Linked DNA regions of Homo sapiens: region 1 is linked to region 2. A link is a contact called in ENCODE Hi-C or POLR2A ChIA-PET data. All regions are on one chromosome and are shown on one strand. The core of a region is the stretch at or near the end of the contact, and the rest is flanking DNA. Distances in the headings are between cores, read along the strand shown.

Region 1 (5,960 bases), core at 2,406-4,905, 45 kb after region 2:
AAAATGCAAAAATTAGCTGGGCATGGTGGCGCACGGCTGTAATCCCAGCTACTCGGGAGGCTGAGGCAGGAGAATCGCCTGAACCCATTGAGGCAGAGGTTGCAGTGAGCAGAAATCACGCCATTGTACTCCAGCCTGGGCAACAAGAGTGAAACTCCATCCCAGAAAAAAACAAAACAAAAAAACAAAAACAGAGTGCTTATTTACAAAGGTGTAGCCAGAGTGTAAGGAAACCATAAATTCTAAAAAATGCTATGCTTTGCTTTTCACAATTAGGTTTTTAATCCACATGGAAATGATTTTGTGTATGCTGTGAAATAAGGATCTAATTTATTTTCTCATGCCTAGTCAATTGTCTCCAACAATTTATTTTTCAATAGTAAATTATTCATTGATTTCTAATTCTTCAATCATAGTTCATATATGTGTGGAGATGTTTCTGAACTTTCAGTTCTATTCCTTTTTATCTAAGTTGGTATCAATACCACATGTTTTAATGATTATAACTTTGTAATAAATCTGGATATCTGGTAGAGAAAGTCCTCTCACTTTATCCTTTTCTTAAAAACTATGGTGGTTATTCTCAGTTCTTTACATAGCCAGATCAATTTTAGGATAAGTATGTCAAGTTCCACAAAGTATCTTGCTTGGATTTCAGTTAGAATTAAATTAAATTTGTAACTTTATTTGGGAAAGAAGTGATATACCCATGGTATTGAGTCTTCCTATTTAATAACATGGCATATTTCTTTTGCGATGGAGAATAATATCTTTTTTTAGTTTTTAAAATACTGTCATATAGAAACTACTACTAATTTTTATATGTTGGTCTTGTATGTAGCAATCTGACTAGGTTCTCTTATTAGTTCTAACAACTTTATACATTCTCCTAGACTTTCTATAAAGACAATATTCTAAGTATTGACAGTTGTTTCCAATTGTATGACTTACTTATTTTAGTGTCTTATTGCATTTTTTAACCCCTTTAGTACAAAGTGGAATAGTAGAGATAATACCAGCTATCTTTGTCTTGTTCCTTTAATCACTGGTGTGGTATATTACATTAAGAGATTCTCTCATTTTTTTTTTTTTTTTGAGACAAAGTCTTGCTCTGTTGCCCAGACTGGAGTGCAGTGGTGCAATCTCGGCTCACTGCAACCTCCGCCTTCCAGGTTCAAGTGATTCTCCTGCCTCAGCCTCCTGAGTAGCTGGGACTACAGGTGCATGCCACTATGCTGGGCTAATTTTGTATTTTTAGTAGAGATGGGGTTTCTGCATGTTAGTCAGGCTGGTCTCGAACTCCTGACCTCAGGTGATCCACTCGCCTCAGCCTCCCAAAGTGCTGAGATTACAGGTGTAAGCCACCATGCCTGGCCACATTAATAGATTATTAAGCATGAGGCATTTCTTGGATAAGTCAAACTTGGTTATGATATAATACTTGTGTGTTTGTGTGTGTATATATATATATATATAAAACAAGAATATATTACTTGTATAATATATAAATAATAAAAATATAAGAAATTTATTACTTATACAAGTAATATACAAATGATATATAAATAATATATTACTAATTACTATAGTTTATACATGGTAATGAATATTAATACATAGTAACATAATATGACATTACTTATCAATTATTATATATTATAAATCTGGTCACATTATATTACTGAGTAAATGTAACATTTACTCAGATTTTTTATGCCCATGTTCATTAGTAATTTTGCTGATTTTTTTTTAATACTCTTTGTCCAGTTTTGGTTTCAAGGTTATACTACCATCATAGAATGAGCTGGGAAGCCTATTCTAATTAGCTATTTGTTGAAGCATTTTACATATTTTGGGATAATGCATTCCCTGAAGGTTCAGTAAAATTTATTTTGTGCTCTCTTTAATGGTTAGTGGTTTGTTCAGATTTTCTTCTTCTTCTTGAGAACATATGGGGATATAATTGCCTTCCCTGGCTTCATATTTCCTTGTGGAGGAAATTCTACACATAATGCCCCTGACCTGGAGCTTTATTGCTACAATTTCTCCTCTGTGGAGAAGACAGGCAGATGACTCATGAGCTCAGCTCCTTCTGGGCTCTTACTTTCAAGGCTGTCTGCTTGCAAGATTTATGTTCTAGTCAGCTGTCTTCCATAGAATAAGGGGACTGTATACTTGTGTGGGGAGGCCAAGGTTGTGTGTGATGACAGACTAATTATGCCAAATTCCTGAGCAAATTATTGCAGTCTACTTAGCTGCAGATCAACACCATTTTCTCTAAACTATTTTATCAGTAACAAAGATGATATTTTGACCTACATCTGCCTGACTATATTTGATGATACAGAACTTGGGAGGGGAAGAAAGGGTGTTATTCTTTAAACAGCACAGATATGCAATGAAATTTCCATTAATCCAGAATATACATAGTGGTTAACATGCAGTGATTTGAAATAAAATATTATTTGAAAAGCTATTTTTATAGCTGCAAAATATTGCATTGAAGAGGCTGCCACCAATTATTTGTTTCCATATGAGCATTTTAAAGGCTGATACACAACATTTTAAAAATGTATATGCACCTTGAGAGGCCCAGGCGTGCAGATCACGAGATCAGGAGATCGAGACCATCCTGGCTAACACGGTGAAACCCCGTCTGTACTAAAAATACAAAAAATTAGCCAGGCGTAGTGGCGGGCGCCTGTAGTCCCAGCTACTCGGGAGGCTGCGGCAGGAGAATCGCTTGAACCCGGGCGGTGGAGGTTGCGGTGAGCCGAGATCACGCCATTGCACTCCAGCCTGGGCAACAAGAGCAAAACTCCGTCTCAAAAGACAAACAAAAAACTATATGAAAAAGTCTCTCATTATTTTCACAAGCATTAAGAATCTCACTTAAAAACATGGCTGGGCGCGGTGGTTCACGCCTGTAATCCCACCACTTTGAGGGGGCGAGGCAGGCAGATCACTTGAGGTCAGGAGTTCGAGACCAGCCTGGCCAACAGGGTGAAACCCCGTCTCTACTAAAAATACAAAATTAGCCGGTCGTGGCGGCGCGCGCCTGTAATCCTAATTACTCGGGAGGCTGAGACAGGAGAATTACTTGAACCCAGGAGGCAGAGGTTGCAATGAGCCGAGATTGCACCACTGCACTCCAGCCTGGGCAACAAGCGCGAAACTCTGTCGCAAAAAATAAATAAATACATACATACATACATACAAATATTGCCAATTTGATAGGCAAAAATATATGCAAATTATGTTTTAACAAATATTAATAAAGTTGAACAATGGCCCAATGTAATTTGTTACCTATCTGAAAGACATGCACATTCAGGGAGTTACAGTACTTTTTCATGTCTTGCAGCATCAACAAATTGTTTTCTAAATGTGGAAAAAGAGACATTCAGTACAGGCTAACGTAACGTGGGACAGCATGCAAAGCCATGAGAAGTGGGAAAATGAGAGAGAATCTGGGCGTGGCTTACAGGGCTGCTGAAGTAAGACACACCCTTCGCTTCACCTGTGGCCTCCCGCGGCGGCTGCGGCTCCTTCGCAGGACCGGTAGGGGGCGCGCGCGGTTGAGTCCAGCAATTGCGAGGACCTCCGCAGGCGCAGCCCAGCACTGACGCCTCTCCGGGCCGTGGCTCCTCTTTCCCAGGCCGAAAGCGGCCGGGCCCTCTGCTCCGCTGCGCCCTGGCGCGGCCGCACCCACTGCGCGTTTGTGAGCTGGCCATCGGTCACACTGGGATACTCGAGGAGGAGGCCTGGGGCCTGCATTCAATTCCCTAAGAGGGACCCGCGCTGGCCGCTGCAGGCGGGTGGAGAACGGGCGTCTGAGTCTTTGGCTTTCGTACCGGAATCTCCCCGGGAGATTTTACAAGCCCCTCCGAATGTTCTGATTGAATTGGTCTGGGGGGGTCGGTCCGGGCATCTAACGAGCAGCCGGGATGGAGAATTACTAGTCTGGATTCTGGTCCTCAGAGGTTCACTCACGTTAATCAACCCGAGTCCATCTTGGTGGGATTGTCTTGCTCCGAGGCCCTCCCACTGAGCTTTATTTTCCTGCCTGATTTCGGGGTCCGCTAACAGGATGAACAGCGGACCATACAGGCACGGTGAAAATGACACTTGGTGACGTGGAAGACCCAGCTTGCCACAGTTGAGGCAGAGCTCCTCAGGGTCTTTTGTCTTAGTTATCCCCGAGCTATTTTTCAGGAACCGACAGGCTCCCCCACCCCAACACCGGATGAAGGCCAGCAACTGGAGGCCAGGAATAATCAAGCACGCTCTCATTTCAAAGAGGTGACGATTGTGCCCGTGTTTAAAAGGGATGCCTGAGACCATGAGGATTTGGAGTTTTGGAGGCGGATCTGCCTTTGGGGAGTGAGCGTAGGGCCCTAAGATGTGGTTGTGCTTTGAGACAGTTCCCAGGGTGATGTGTCCCATCATCCAAACATTGCAGGATAAGTCAAAGTTACAGAAAGACTCTAGTTTACTTCCAGCCTAACATTACCAAAATACGGTATTTGTCAGAAAACATGTAGTATTTGTATAATTTGAGAATGTAATTGAAGAACCCGATATAGAGCTTTTAGAAAGGGGAAATAGAAAACTTAAAAAGAATCTTGCTTGGTATATTAATACCAACATCTAAAATATAATAAAATTGAATAAACCAGTGAGTTTTATACTATGATTGAAATAAAATGCCACTATGTTCTTAAGAGTGCTAGTTTAACAGGAAATCTCCAATGCATTATTATCTAGACTCATCTCAAAGGCTCACTTTTCATTTGCATGGGCCCTTGCTATTTGTAGGGTAGGAGGCAGCACCTCGTTCTGGTGGCTGCCACCTTCATGAGGAGACACTCCTTGTTAACAGGATGGTTAGCCCACGGCTCTTCCCAGCCCCCTTTTCCACACCCAGTAAATTGTTTTAGTTTATGGCCCTCAGCTGCAGTTGCAATCATCATCAAATTCCAGTTTTGAATTTAAAGGTGAATAATGAATGCAATGAACTTTCTAGAATTTATGAAGGGCAGTGATGTTCCTTTTTATCTAATAATTCTACATGTGTAGCCTTTCAGTATGCTATTCTGTGGACTGAATTTACAAATTGTCATTTGTTTAATGAACTGTTAATATAACATGATGACTAACTGAAAACACATACAATTTGCTGGTATTCCAGAAGTCTATGGATTTCGTTGTTTTGTTTAAATAAAAGGCATTAAAAGCAGCTGCTTAGTATACTTACCTTCTTCACTCAGCATAAGGTAGAGGTGAAAAAACCTTCTTAATTTGGCAATTTATATAACCTTTTGTTTTTGGAATACAGTTTTCTTCCCCTTTACATTCGTTCTTTAGCCTAAATCCTAAGTTTCCGACTTGCGATTTAAACTCCACATGAGAGAACAGGTTGGAATTTTATCTTTAATAATTTTATTTATAACTCGAAAGTAAGTTTCAAAATATTTTGTCATAGTAACTCCTATAAGTGTTTATTTAATCCATCTTGTAAATTTTCTATTTCTGTATCTTTAATATATTTAACTATTCATTTGACTGTTAATGACTAAAAAAGGGGGAACATTAACTTCACTGCAATCAGGAAAACTCTTTCAAACTGTTATATAAAAGAATATATATGGTGTACGAACACCCATGTATTTTTAAAAAGTAAATAACAGGTAAACCAAAGCTCAGATAAAATCCAACTTTTAAATATATATAATTAATTGTTAGAGAACTGGCTAAAATAAAGATACAGGTTGGCTTTTCTTCCTCCTAATGGTTATGTGTACAAAACTAAATTTAGTATTAATTGAAAGCAAAAAACCCAGAAAGGGAAAATGGCACACATTTGATTTAGGTGAAAATTATTTACTCATTTTTCTATCTGCAGGTGATTTATCATTTTAGGTTCTTTCCCTTCCACTGTCCAACTGGTATATAATCAG
Region 2 (5,775 bases), core at 2,758-5,257:
CAGTGAGTCCAAGAAGAAATTATATATCCTCTCTGCTTCTCAGTTTTGTCATCTATAAAACAAATATACCTGAAAGGGTTTTTGTGGAGCTTCAGTGAGATGATCTTTGTAAAGCACTAAGTACTGGCATAAAGTAAGTGTTTGATAATTATTACTGTGATAGGAAGAAAGAGAATAGGATTACTATATAAATACAAGTAGGTTTGCATATTTGAAATTGAGAAAATGAGGAAGTTTTCTTTGAATGTTTTAATAATTGTCTCCTAAATCAACGTTTTTAATCATTGTCTCCTAAACAGGAGAAAAAATCATCTGCTTTGATGGAGAGGTAGAAAGATTCAGAAGTTTAGAAAAGTGAAGGTTTGAATTAGTCACTGTAATGAGTGGAAAAGTAGGCCCAATCACAAGAACATAATAGGACTGTGGAGCAGTGTTCAAATATCATTAAGGTAGGCAATCATAAAATCAGGAAGAAACTAATCTGGTGCAGAAGGAGACAATAACTGGCTGCCTCCAAGGGTGACTTCTGCCAGCTGAACACAATGAAAAGATGCGGGGTCGAGGAAATTTAAAGTACAGTATTGCCAAGAGTGTAACAGAAACGACATGCCATGGACCCAAAGCGGAAAGAGGAAAGTGAAGAATGAAGGCTGATGGATCAGGAGAAAGTAAATGGAATGCAAGATCCAATGAGGTCAAAGAATAGTTATAATTTAAGGAGTTGCACAAGCAAACCAGGAGACGGTATGGTCTACGAATAGGATATCTAAATTAATATTGTGGAAGTGAAACAGTTAAGAGTGACAAGTCCAAAGCGAGACTGTGAAGTAAATGGCTTAACTGGCACAGGGAAGCTCATTAGAGAGAAGACGGGCAAATAATTGAGTAGCTATGGTGTCATGTGGGTCATTCAAGTGGACAGTGAAATCACAGAAGATGTATAGAGCAGGTTAGAAAACCCCACAGATGCATGGTAAAGAAAAATGAGGGTTAATTAATATCAATTTTAATGACAATAAGTGAATAGAAAACTCAGAACAGTGGCTTTTAAACCATAGTTGCCAGAACTACAGGTTTCCTCAATGGTGTCTCAAAGACGACCCCAGGACATGGGAAAAGCTAAAAGGATAGGTATCTATAAGACACCATCTCTTAAACCAGAGCAGTTTCCATTTTGTTTCCTATACTGAGGATATGTATATGATTACAATGTTTTTAAATGTTCTGCCACTTTTTTAAAAAAGTTTAAAAAGCACTTCTCTAGTTGTTTTTTTTTTTTTCCTCTAATTATTTGGAAGACTTACCTTCTCATATGCATTTTCTAGAAATTCAATTGGACTTTTCCCAAATGCTATGGCATGCCCAAGGAATGGAATTGGGGAGAAAATGTATGGAGGACTTTTCTACAAGAGAAAAAAATAGTAAATTCAATTCGTGTTTCATTTCAAGAGAGAAACCCAGTTTCGTTTCATGACCAAACAATTAAACAAAATAGCTATTAAGACTTCAAAAAAAAGTTACCAAAAAAAAAGGAAGCATCAGAAGTAACTTGAGAACAGCCAAATTGCAAATACCTCAAGAGAGTAGCTATTGTAGAAAAGAACAGAAACTCAAAACACGGTATAAGATAAACGACCAGATAAACACTAAGGCACTGTAAATTTAAATGATGGACACTGTCCAGAATATGTCCAATTATTATTGGTGTCTCCAGGCAACTTTTCTAACCATTAGTAGCAAAAAACCAAAAAGGTCAAACTACACTTGTCCCTTGGCATTTGTGGAGAACTGGTCCCAGGACCCCCTCACAGATTTGTATCCAGGGATCCTCAAGTCCCTTATATAAAATGGCAAAGTATTTGCGTATAACCTATGCACATCCTCTCATATACCTTAAACCATTTCTATATTACTTACAATACCCAATACAATGTAAAGGCTATATAAACTGTTATTAAACTGTGTTTTTTTATTTGTATTATTTTTTATTGTTGTGTTATTTTGTATTGGGTTTTTTTCCCCTGGGTATTTTAGATCTACACTTGGCTGAATTCCCAAATGTGGAATTCGTGTCCCCAGAGGGCCCACTATATTGTTTCTTCACTACTTACTACTACTACTACTCACAATTTTAGTCCCAGATACTTGCTTAAAGAAGGTATAGAAAAAGACAAGCAGTAACTTGTAGTATAGAAAGAAGGGAAATGTTTAAGAAGCTATATTTACTTCTCAGTAAACAATCAATCTCATGCTTCTCTCACTGCAAGTGAACTAGAGCCACTGATTTTAGAGTTTTTAAGAGAGTAGATCAGCTCTAGCAAGAACTCTAGCATTCTTCATAAAAGTTTCTTTAGATGCCACAAAATGAGACCTGCAGATTACAACATTAAGTATCCTGAAAATCAAACAAAATAATGAAAAAGGGTAATACTCCTCAATTCTCTGGTGGTCTCAAATAGAAAGGAGCACCACAACCTCACAGTACACCTCAGCTAATAGAACTATCTTTAAACACTAAAAGTAACTTTGTCTTCCCAGAGACAAATATCATTTCCTTAAAGATCCCATGTGTAGGAAAAAAATAAATAAATAAATAACTCTTTCTTATGCCTGGTATGGTTCAAACAAAAATTATTTTAAAAGCTACTTGGTCAAAAGTTTGTACATTGCATTGTCAGTAAAAGGGTAGTTTTCAAAAGCTACTTATTGCTGACTGTAAAAGGCACAATCAAATAACATTTGGGAGATTGAAAGCTAGGTTAATAAGGCTGTTAAATTGAAGAAAATGATTTTTTTTTTTTTTGAGACGGAGTCTCATTCTGTCGCCCAGACTGGAGTCCAGTGGCGCAATCTCGGTTTACTGCAACCTCCGCCTCCTAGGTTCAAGTGATTCTCGGGCCTCAGCTTCCCAAGCAGCTGGGACTACAGGCGTGTGCCACCACATCCAGCTAATTTTTGTTTTGTTTTGTTGTATTTTAGTAGAGATGGGGTTTCTCCATGTTGTTCAGGCTGGTCTGGAACTCCTGACCTCAGGTGATCCGCCCGCTTCGGCCTCCCGAAGTGCTGGGATTACAGGCGTGAGCCACTGCTCCCGGCCGAGAAACTGTTACATTATTAGCATCAGAGGAAGGCCCTTACCACACTCCAGTCACTACCATTACCACACTCTACACATCCTCCTTAATATGGGTATAAACCACCATTAGGGGCACTGCTACAGCCCACAGAACACTGAACCACACAGGGCAGCCTCCAGGATGACGGGCCAGCTGCCAACAGCATCTCCGTCAGGACCCCCACCAAGGGCCCCAACGACCACCGGGTCGTTCAAACCCACAGCCGCCAATCCAGCCACCGCCACTAGGGGCACCACTGCTGCGGTCAGTACAGACCGCTACAACCACAAATGCCGCAACCACGACCCCGTCTAGGATCAGATACACAGCCGGGGAGGCCAGCACCGCCCCCCAACACAAGGCAATGGCGGGTGCTACAGCCAGCGCCACCAGCAGCAGTGCCGCCGCCGCAGCCACTACTCCAGCCCCCAGCGCGCCTGCCACCAAAGCCACGCCAAGCATGGCCGCAGTCGCCCCCGCCCTTGCCATCCACTGAGCCGGTCGGGGCCACGGAGCCGCCCACGCCAGCCCTTCGGCCGCCTCAGCTGCGGCGCGCGCCCCACTCAGACCCTAAAGAATGTACGTACCACCCCTGCGGGCAGCTGGACCAGGTGGCCGGCGGCCAGACGGATCAGGTAGACCAGGCTGAGGGTGAAGGCGCAGGCGATCAGCAGCATGGACAAGAGGTTGCCGCCTGTCACCTTCTCCATCGCCTGGCCCAGCACCGACCCACCCGCCTGCAGCAAGCCCAGCAGCAGCATCCCAGCCGCCGCCGCCATTCACTCCGTCGGAAACACTGAAGGCCGAGGTCGCCACCGCTCCTCCCAATCGACGGAACGAGAGAAGCTGGCAGATGGTCGTCCACAGGGGGCCTTGCCCCAGGTCTCCTACTAAACCCAGCCCCACCCCTCGGGTCCCACGCGCGCCACCCCGTGCGTCACAGAATGGGGCGGGATGTTCCGCTGGCCACGCCCCTTAAATAACACTCTGTGAAGCCGTGGTCTTCTTGCGCGGGATAGGGCACCTGAGGAAGCGGGCTGCGCCTGTGGCACAGTGGTACGGGGCCGGAAGATAACTTACCTGAAGAGGCGATCAATCCCTGAGAATCGCGGGCGACCCGTTTTTTGTGTGCCCGGGTGCGGGGTGCCGGGACACGGCGTTGAAGGCGCTGAGCGGAGGGATCTCAGGGCGAGCTCGAGCGGCGACGGCGCGCTCTGTGATTGCACCGCGAGCGCCTGAGGTGATCTCGGCCTACATCGCGTCAGCGGGGCCTTGGGCGTGAGCACCGCCCCCTGTCCGGACGCAGGGTACTGGGGCACCTCGAACTGTGGCACCTCACCCTTCTCCGGGGCCACGTCTTGGGGACTCCGACAGCCCCAAATAAGCCCTCGGGGACTGGGGTTGTGAAAAGCGAGGTCGTGAAGACGCCGGCCTCATACCGAAGGGTAGGACGGTGAGGTCAGCCCCGTCCCACTCCAACTAAAATCAACCTGACAGGTATTAATATGCCACCATGAAGTTAACAAATGTTGGTGATTAAGTATGCTAGGTTTTACGAAAACAGATTTTCCAAAATAAATGTACATGTTTTAGGACGTCGCGAGCCGTTTGAGGCAGCATTCCCCAAGGACGCCACTTAGTCTGTAGGTTTAGCGGCTAGAAAGATTCAGAAGCTGAGTTCAGTCCTGCCGCCACAATCAATCTTCGCTCCTATGGCTTCACAGAAGCGTCTCCCATGACTACCAAATTTAACTCCTTCCAGATCACCCACGGGAGCACCTGACCGGATTCATTTATTTAATCAATGTTAAGAACTAGGTTTTGTGCTAAGCTAGGGGATAGAGCAGCGAATGAGACAAAACTGCAAGGCCCTGGGGGAATTAGTAGGAATATCCAGTGAAAGGGAAATTAATGAATTTTATAAGTATACTAATCAAGAAGTATATTCTTTTCCTTTGAGGTAGAATGTAATATAGCACCTCCCCTACCCAAGGCCTGGGTTAAGAGTATATTAACTGCTTATTTCTCCCCTATGCGTGGAGAGGCTTATCTGTGTTCCATCGTTTCACATTCCTTGAGGCACAGCGAGTTCTTGCTTCCCTCCCTAGCGCTGCTGTAAAGTCACAAAACTGATTAGCAAGTGTTACAAAAGCATGTATTCCCAAGGACGTAAGACATATGGTGTAACAAATGTAAGAGTAATTTACTGCCTTTGTTCTTGCTTCTGCAAGTACACTTCATGCAACACGTAACTCCCAACACAAACTGCTTAAAAGGTGATTGATCCCTTTGTTCGGGGCTCAGACTTTCTGGACCCTAGTCCGACTGAGCCGGTGATCACCTTAATAATAAAGGCTCTCCTGAACTCTGCTCGGTCTCTCCCGTCTATGATTTGTCCCGCAACACCAGTTGCCTGCGGAACACCTCTACCTAGAGAGCTAACACTCATCCCCGGTCAGTAAATCCAAAACTAAACCCGTTGCCTCCTCCTACCAACCTGTCCCTCCTATAATGCCTGTGAAGAAAAGGCATCACTGTGCACACTGTTGCCCTCTCCATGCTTCATCTAATCAGTCATCAGATCCTATAATTCTACCACCTTAAAAGTTTCACCGTTTCTTCCGTCCAGTCGCGGTGGCTCACGCCTGTAATCCCTGCA

Evidence for each region. Hi-C counts contacts between places; a loop is a spot of excess contacts on that map. ChIA-PET counts read pairs that join two places held with the same protein, here RNA polymerase II (POLR2A). Pooled maps may share reads with other maps.
Region 1: a loop to region 2 is called in a map of CD8-positive, alpha-beta T cell, with 9 times the contacts of the local background. The contact joins the promoter of LRRD1 here to the promoter of CYP51A1 in region 2. A Hi-C loop is called at or near these places in 16 of 168 maps with a recorded cell type or tissue (B cell, CD4-positive, alpha-beta T cell, CD4-positive, alpha-beta memory T cell and 9 more), 9 of 37 single-sample maps with no recorded cell type and 31 of 50 pooled maps. POLR2A ChIA-PET finds 5 or more read pairs at or near these places in 10 of 52 experiments (CD4-positive, alpha-beta T cell, H1, HEK293T and 6 more).

The regions. Positions count from the first base shown.
Region 1 is chr7:92,175,487-92,181,446 of GRCh38, forward strand. It overlaps LRRD1 (leucine rich repeats and death domain containing 1), which reads right to left and starts at 3,656. Exons shown (of 6, transcript NM_001161528.2): 1 at 3,521-3,656. CYP51A1-AS1 (CYP51A1 antisense RNA 1) reads left to right here. Exons shown (of 3, transcript NR_122110.1): 3 at 3,365-5,239. RefSeq lists a silencer at 3,517-3,626.
Region 2 is chr7:92,130,470-92,136,244 of GRCh38, forward strand. It overlaps CYP51A1 (cytochrome P450 family 51 subfamily A member 1), which reads right to left and starts at 4,008. Exons shown (of 10, transcript NM_000786.4): 1 at 3,704-4,008; 2 at 1,305-1,403. The coding sequence starts at 3,895. It overlaps CYP51A1-AS1 (CYP51A1 antisense RNA 1), which reads left to right and starts at 4,094. Exons shown (of 3, transcript NR_122110.1): 1 at 4,094-4,613. RefSeq lists enhancers at 3,343-4,169, 3,344-3,393, 3,554-3,603, 3,974-4,633, 4,170-4,996.